2 separate regions of the Homo sapiens genome follow, and region 1 is linked to region 2. The links are chromatin contacts, found by POLR2A ChIA-PET in ENCODE. All regions are on one chromosome and are shown on one strand. The core of a region is the stretch at or near the end of the contact, and the rest is flanking DNA. Distances in the headings are between cores, read along the strand shown. Region 1 overlaps FLI1 (Fli-1 proto-oncogene, ETS transcription factor). Region 2 overlaps DCPS (decapping enzyme, scavenger).

What was found. ChIA-PET counts read pairs that join two places held with the same protein, here RNA polymerase II (POLR2A).
Region 1: POLR2A ChIA-PET joins it to region 2 with 12 read pairs in OCI-LY7. The contact joins two enhancer-like sites. POLR2A ChIA-PET finds 5 or more read pairs at or near these places in 2 of 52 experiments (OCI-LY7 and activated CD8-positive, alpha-beta memory T cell).

Annotation. Positions count from the first base shown.
Region 1 is chr11:128,756,114-128,759,760 of GRCh38, reverse strand. FLI1 (Fli-1 proto-oncogene, ETS transcription factor) reads right to left here. Exons shown (of 9, transcript NM_002017.5): 2 at 1,435-1,646. Among named protein-coding and RNA genes, the nearest start is that of SENCR, 62 kb to the right of the region's middle. RefSeq lists enhancers at 1,019-1,519, 1,520-2,020, 2,077-2,336. Within about 2 kb of position 1,865, at least 8 of the 41 ENCODE cell types and tissues checked have a DNase peak (open chromatin) inside an H3K27ac peak, as active enhancers do.
Region 2 is chr11:126,336,596-126,340,448 of GRCh38, reverse strand. It overlaps DCPS (decapping enzyme, scavenger), which reads right to left. Exons shown (of 6, transcript NM_014026.6): 4 at 2,050-2,163. Among named protein-coding and RNA genes, the nearest start is that of GSEC, 17 kb to the left of the region's middle. RefSeq lists enhancers at 212-1,411, 2,334-2,895, 2,896-3,459, 3,460-3,853. Within about 2 kb of position 2,513, at least 3 of the 41 ENCODE cell types and tissues checked have a DNase peak (open chromatin) inside an H3K27ac peak, as active enhancers do.

The sequences.
Region 1 (3,647 bases), core at 616-3,115, 2.4 Mb before region 2:
ATCTGGATGTTCTACCCATTGCTCACAAGGAATCTCAAAGAGAACACTGACATCCCATCCTAAAGCATTTCCTGTGCCACCTTTCTGCGGCTGCTCACAGCACCAGCCTTTAAAATGTGCAGGCTTTAGTCGCCTTTGATTCTTTCCTGTCATGCACCCCCTTCATTCACACTTTACTCACCTAAGCCCTGTTAATCATCTCTTTGCTATCGCCCTTATGTATCTGTCCTTTTCACTTTCCAAAATCACTATCATCACTTAGTTCCGAACTTCATTATTTCCTATCTGGGATATTTTACTAACTTCTTCACTTGTCTTTCTGACTCTCCCATCCTACCGTCTGTGCGCAAGGACTGTCAGCTCGCTAGTCTTAAGTCACTGCTCTGATGAGGTTAAATGTCACGTCTGTGCTCAAAGTCAGCCTCTGGGTTAAATGTCACATCGGTGCTCAAAGTCAGCCTCTGGCTGTGGAATAAATGGCACATGTTTTCAGCCTGCCATTCAGGGCCCTCTGTTGCTTTTTATTTTCATCTCTTTGTGCCTTTGGCCCAGTAGATTATCTGATATTTTGTGAATAAGACTGATGTTCTCTGTCTTTCAAGTCTTTGCTCATAACAATCACTGTCACTATAGAGCACTTTCCTAACGCGTCTCAGGCACCATCCCAGGTCCTTTCCCTGAGGCATCAGAGTAACGCTAGAGTAAGGACCATAAGGAAGTGAATATCCCAGTCCTGTTTGAGAAGGGAGAAAGCTGGTGCTCTGAGGGGTTTCGATGACTTGCCCAAGGGGCAGAGGCAGGACGCAAAACTGAGGCCGCCTGTCCACTGTCCTCTTCCATGACCCTGTGATTTTCTCTCCCTGGACCCTCCTGTCTCCATTTCTACAAGCAAAGCCCGAACTGACCCAGTATTGTACCCACTTCATGCACGCCTTCCAGGTGCCTGCCCCCTCCCAGACACAGTGAGCCCCCACAGGAAGGTAGACACCTTCCTCATCCCTTCTCCACTCTTACTAAAGAATGGTTTGGTCACCTTTGCTCTGCTGAGACCTGCCCAGAGGGGTTAAGTATCTTCAACAGGACAGGGAAGAGTAGCTTATTGCTAAGCTGTCCCCAACAGGACTGGACCTGGGCCTGGGATTAACAAGAAATAAGTGTTCCACGAGTGTCTGCATAGGCGCTTGGGGCCTGACTCCTACCTGGCCTCTGAGGGCTTCGTGGGCCCCAGAGAGGCAGGGGGGCTTCCTAGCCCTACTCCACCCCATCATCAGTCTGTGGCCCTCTCTGCCTTAGCTCTCTAGGGACTGACACAGGCTTCCTGGCCCAGCTCTAGAGCCCCATCTGCTGCAAAAACCTTAAGTGCCAGAAGCCACTTGCTGCAGATCTGGCGACTTTGTGCCTTCCCCCAATCCTGCACAGGCCTGGTGAGCTTACCTGGATCCATTCATGTGGTCATACTCCCGCTTGACGTTGACCCTCACTGGCTGATTGATCCACTCCTGCTGTGGTGGGAGGGGGTTGATCTTGTGGGGCTGCCCGTAGTCAGGACTCCCCGAGGCAGTCATGTCGGCCTTGGGGAGATGGGCTGCCGCTCCGTACGCTGAGTCAAAGAGGGACTGGTCGTCGCTCACCACCGACAGAGCCTCCTGCAGGGCCAGAGAAGAGACAGAAAGCCCAGTGTCACTCTTCACCCAAGCAAGTGACACTCTTGCTTTGAGCTGGCAAGGTGGCCCAGGGCTGCCCCAGGACAGCTTGTCTGGAAGTTCCTGTTTGACTCACACTCCAGGGGGCAGGTTTGCCCTTATGCAAACCAGATGGGTGTTTGCAGGTTACCTGGGTGAGGAGGGACTTTGGGCAGTGGAGTGGGGATGGAGGAATCATGAAAGTGGGTTTGTTTATTGGTTCTGTAGTCTGGGACCCCCAAAAAGGAGGGTGGGGATAGGGAGGCCAAGAATAGTGGTGACTTGGCATGGAATATAGTATTGTGGTGGTGTGTGAATGCTAGATTTTTCCAGGCATAAGCAGAAATGCCTCTTACGAGCTGAGTGGAGTCATCAGCAATGAAGGGGAGATGAGATCCAGCATTTATTTTCCAGGCAAGGCCAGTGAGATCCACCCAGAGAGGCTAGGTGTGCTGCTCAAGGTCACACAAGGGAAGGGTGGTGCCCATGGCTGTGGCCAGGCCAATTTCAGTTTCCTTATTTGTAACAGGGATAAAAATAGTTTTAGCACAGAGTCGATAGGTGGATTAAATGAGAAGATCTGGTGTGGGGGTGTAGCTTGTAAGAAATGCTCAGTGGTTTGCTGAGGGCCCTCTAGGAGGTGCTGGTGCATCCTGTAGATCTCAATGTTGATGACTCAGCCAGCCAAAGGACGAAAGAGGAACCTCAGACACGTGAAGTGCCAGTCAGGGCAAGACCCTCCAAAAGAGGTTGTTGGGTCCTCCCACTCATATTATCCCATCACTGACTTGGGTGTGACTTTGGGAGATCATGGATTAAGAAAAGAAGCCTTGGCCAGGCATGGTGGCTCATGCCTGTAATCCCAGCATTTTGGGAGCCTGAGGTGGGAGAATCTATTGAGTCCAGGAGTTCTAAACTAGCCTGGGCAATGTGGCAAAACTGTGTTTCTACAAAAACAGAAAGAGAGAAAGAAAGAAAGAAAGAAAGAAAGAAAGAAAGAAAGAAAGAAAGAAAGAAAGAAAGAAAGAAAGAAAAAATTAGCTAGATATGGTGGCATGTGCCCAGCTACTTGGGAGGCTGAGGTGGGAGGATCACTTGAGCCCCGGAAGTAGAGGCTGCAGTGAGCCGTGATCGTGCCATTGCATTCAGCCTGGGCGACAGTCTCGAAACAACAACAACAACGACAACTAAAAAACTTTGCACATTCCGGAGATCTGCTACCAATCAAAACATGAGGGTAAGAGTCTCCCATTATTCCATGTCTCATCGAATCACAGGCATCCAAGGTCAGGGACCAGGGCATAGTGTTCACTACAGTCACATAATTACACCAAAGTAAGTCTTCAGAGAAGATGGTAGTCATCTATAATTGATCTATAATCTATATAATCAATAATTATATAATCTATAATTGTGATAATAGTTGTGATAATACATGCAAAGTACTTAGAAGTCTCTGGCACATAGTGAGTCACACTCAGAACATGTTAGGTATCATGATTATTAGCATTCAAACAAAGATTCTCTTAGGCCACCTGTTAGGGGCTGCCTTGTGTCCTCACAAAATTCATATGCTGAAGCCCTTACCCGCAGTACTCAGAATGTGATTGTATTTGGAGATAGGACCTTTAAGGAGGTAAGGTGAAATGAGGCTGATAGGGTGGGTTCTAATCCAATATGACTGGTGTTCTTATAAGAAGAGGGAATTTGGACACACAGAGAGCCCCCAGGGGAGTGTGTGCACAGAGGGGCTGCCATGTGAGGACACAGCAGTCATTGGCAAGCCAAGGAGAGAGGCCTCTGAGGAAAACCAACCCTGCTGGCACCCTGATCTTGGACTTCCAGTCTCCAGAACTCTGAGCAAATAAATTTCTTTTGCTTAAGCCACTCAGCCCTGGTATGTTGTTATGGAAACCCTAGCAAATGGATACACCACCTTTACTTGAAAATGTAGTGATAGGTGAA
Region 2 (3,853 bases), core at 1,264-3,763:
TTGGGTTGCTGAGGCACGAGAATTGCTTGAATCCAGGAGGTGGAGGTTGCAGTGAGCTGAGATCACACCACTACACTCCAGCCTGGGCAACAGAGTGAGACTCTGTCTCAAAAAAAAAAAAAGAATTAAGCAAATGTTAAGAAGGACCACACCTGCATCGCTATGAAGCAAAGTGTGACGTTTAAGCTGGCCCTTTCATGACCCTTGAGGACAAGTAATTCCAGCCCTGTGGCTGGCAGCCAGAGTGCAGCTCCTAAAGTCTTTCCTGTCTTAAAGGGGACAGAAAAAGGGAGGTTCCACTGGCAGCTGAAGCAGAGCCTGGAGGCACTGGGGTCAGAAGGACGGCAGATTTCTCTTCTCTGCCGTGGGCTCAAATGCATTCAGGGCTTCTGGAATACAGACGGACAAGTCTATTGTTGTCCCTCCATGACCTTAAGACTGCGATCCCCTGGCAAGCTCTTCAGTCTTCAAGAGTCTGGTGCGGCAGAAGGTCCTCCTCCTACCCCACACCTCTATGGCCCTGCTGGGATTCTCATTAACGGTGGGCCCCGCCTCCTGTGACCCAGGCTCTGACCCCGGATCTCTAGGTGCAGGGCAGCCCCACAAGACAGATGGGGGTTTGCAGAGCCACCACTCAGTTTGAGACAAGGGACCATCAGGTCCTACCTCTTCAAATGCCTACAGAGCCAGTCCTGGCTCCCTCCTTCAAGGCCTGAAGGTGGCACAGGCAGAGAGAAGCTGCAGGGAAGGGCAGAGTGGATGCAGGCGTCCCCTTAGCCTCTCACTGCAGCGCCCCACACAAGGAGAGCCCTCTTCTTTGAACTTACTTGGCTCTAGGGAATCATCGATCAATGCTGCAACTTCGGAAAATCCCTTCAAATTCTTTCCCACCCCTTGGGTCACATTTGGGAATTCCCACAAGCCTCTTGTCAAGAGACGAATTATGCTCACTTGCCTGTGTAACCCTGAGCCACAATCCCACCCCTTTACCCCACGTCAAAACTGAAGGTGTCATAGGCAGCCACAACTGGGAAAGCACAGGGAGCGAGCCCGCGGAGGGGCAGACGAGGCTCACTCCAAGGCACCTTCTCTACAAGAGTCTCTCCAGCCTTTGACGGGTGCAGAAACTAGACGGGCCCACCGAAAGCAGAACGGCACATCTGAGCCTGGATTACTCCACAGGTGAAAGTGCAGGAGAGAATATGTCTGTCTGCTCCCAGCACCCATGCCTGCCTGCCTACCTCGGCCTTATCCAGGCCCTTCTTCTGTTGCAGGCTGAGCACAGCCAGGTTCCAGTCTGTGTTAAGAACAGCACTCTCTGCAACACAGTGGCTCTGCCTGTTTCTGACCCTGTCAGGGTATAAAAGCTTCTGATACTCTCAGGTATAAAAGAGGTGGTGGTAAGTGATAACTCTGGTGGTGGGCTGGTCTGGGAGAGACAGAAGACCATAGGGAACTGGAAAGGGATACCTGTGAGGGAGGACGGCTCCTCCCAAACCTGCTCCTTAGGAAAGTAGGAGAAGCAGAGGTGCTTGGAGGCAGGGCACGGGGCCAAGGGGCCTGAGTAGAAGTCTGGGCTAAGCTACTCCACAGCTCGGGCTGAGGAGGAGATGCCTTGGGTTGGTCACCATGGTTCCTGCCTGCCAGTGCTTCAGAACACGGGCCTGCCTGGATCTGCTGGTGTCAAGGGGAATGGAGAAAATGGAAACACCCCACCCGAGGGCTCCAGATGCGGGTGGAAGCACAGGTGGCTGCCCAGACCACTTGGCTGGTAAGGAATGGCCTATGTAGTCATGGGCACAAACATCACCCCATTTTACCTCTTGGGTGGGAGGACAGCCAGAAAGGGCTTTAAGCTGACCCATTAAAGCAAAAGCACTTATGTATGACAGGTATCCACCCAGTCCCCACAGAGAGCTCAGGCCAACCCTTGTTGGTTAATTATAATCTGCTTAGAGACAGGCCAGCGTGAGAAAGAGGGCAGTCAGAAGGACCAGCACTTACAGCAGGGTGGCCAGAGATCAGGACATTCCAGCCAGAAACCTTTACCTGCTGTTGGTTCCACTTGAGGTCAGGGATGAGGACAAAACCATCAGAGGGATCTGGGTTCTCGAAAACAATCCGGTCCGCTTCAGCCTTCTTGTCGAGAATGTTATACACCCACTGAAAGGAGGGGGAGAGAGATGGTTCACAAATCCACTCATCACCCCTTGAGAGATACCCCAAACTGAGCTCAGGGCATTCCCTGGCCTCTCCAGGAGACAGAACCAAGCCATAAAAGGCCGCCACGCTCAGAGGATCTACATCCGGGCTGCCCTGTCCCCAAGCATCTGTTCTTAGGGGTCCAGAAGGGACTTCCCCCTTCCCACTCCAGCTGGCACTCAGCCATGCGTCATCACAAGGGTCTCTGCAGCTTGGAAGGGGCCAGGCTCTTCCTGGTCAGCATAGTGCACATGCTCTGCGGAGGCCTCCAAACCCAGGCTGTGTCTGCCCTCTATAGCAGTGACCCCCTCCACCGCTCACAGGACTCAGGGGAAGAGCTGCCTCCATGGATCCTATTTCACTCTATTCAGGACTATGGGGCAAAGAGAGGTAGGAGGCTGAGGGCACCACGGTTTCCTTCTGTGGAGGGGCCAGCTACCCACCAGAGCAGTGAGAGCCTTTGCCTCTAGCAGCTCATGTGTGCACGTTTCCCGCCGCACTGGGATTCTCATCAGCAGTGGGCTCAGCACCTCTGCCCGCCTGGAGCCGCTGCAGATGCCGGTTTATCAGCAGTCTCTGCTGACACAGACCCCGCATGGCAAAGCAGAAACGAAAGCTATGTAGAGACACAGAGACAGTGACCTCACCAAGACCTTTCAGGGCTACCCAGGGCTCCCAGCCCTTGTGTCACCCTTGGATCAGCTGCTGTCAACAGTCTGCAGAGGACCTTTCCCAGGCCTGTGTTGACCCAAGGACATTACTTTACAGAGATGGTCCTGGAGGCCTGTCTGAGGTTAGGAGGCTGCAGGAGGTTGGGCTGAGAAGGCCCCTGAGCTCACAGGCCTCAAACCCCAGTACCCCCAGCTCTCCTCTACTTCCCCCGGCTCTCAGGGCCCTTTGCAAACATGAACTCATGCAGGACAGTGAACTCTGCCCTACATCTGGGGGAGAGACCTGCTAGGAAACCAGAGAGGGGAGTGGCTGAGGACATACTACTGCCCCTTCCTCCTCACAGTCAGAATGGTCTCCGAGCTCACTGATGTAGGAGAAGGAGCCATGGACACGAGGTGGGATGGGGAGGCCAGGGAACCGACACTACCAGGCAGCCATCCATGGTCCTCCTTCCACTCCCAGAAGTGCTGGACAGGTAGCATCACCGAAGGCTAGAGGCACGGGGACTGCCTTATGGTCCACACAACCTCACACCTTGAGCCTGGAGGGCTGAACACACTGCATTGCATCCTCGCCTCTCAGCTGGGATGGACCGGGGGAGAGGGCAGCTGGGCCTCGAGGTCTCCTGCAACTCTCTACCCACAGGAAGCATTTCAGCTCAGAGGGCCCCAAACCCCTGACAAGACCCACAGGCCGGTCACAATGTGGTCCATTCACAACAAAAGACAGGCAGTTCCCAAGAAACCGAATGAGGCCCCTTCCTGGGAGGGGTCTGGAGGACACCTGGCAGCCACTTCCTCATGCAGTGCCGGGGCCAGAGCAATGCATGGCCAGTACATCCACAGAGGCATTTCCTCTCTGACCTGAAATCTCCTGGGAATGTGATGCCAGAGGAAGCCAGCGGAAATACAAGGGAGGGAGGGAGACGGCATTCCCTACAGACAGCCCCAACGCACCCCATAAGCAGGCCTCCCCACGG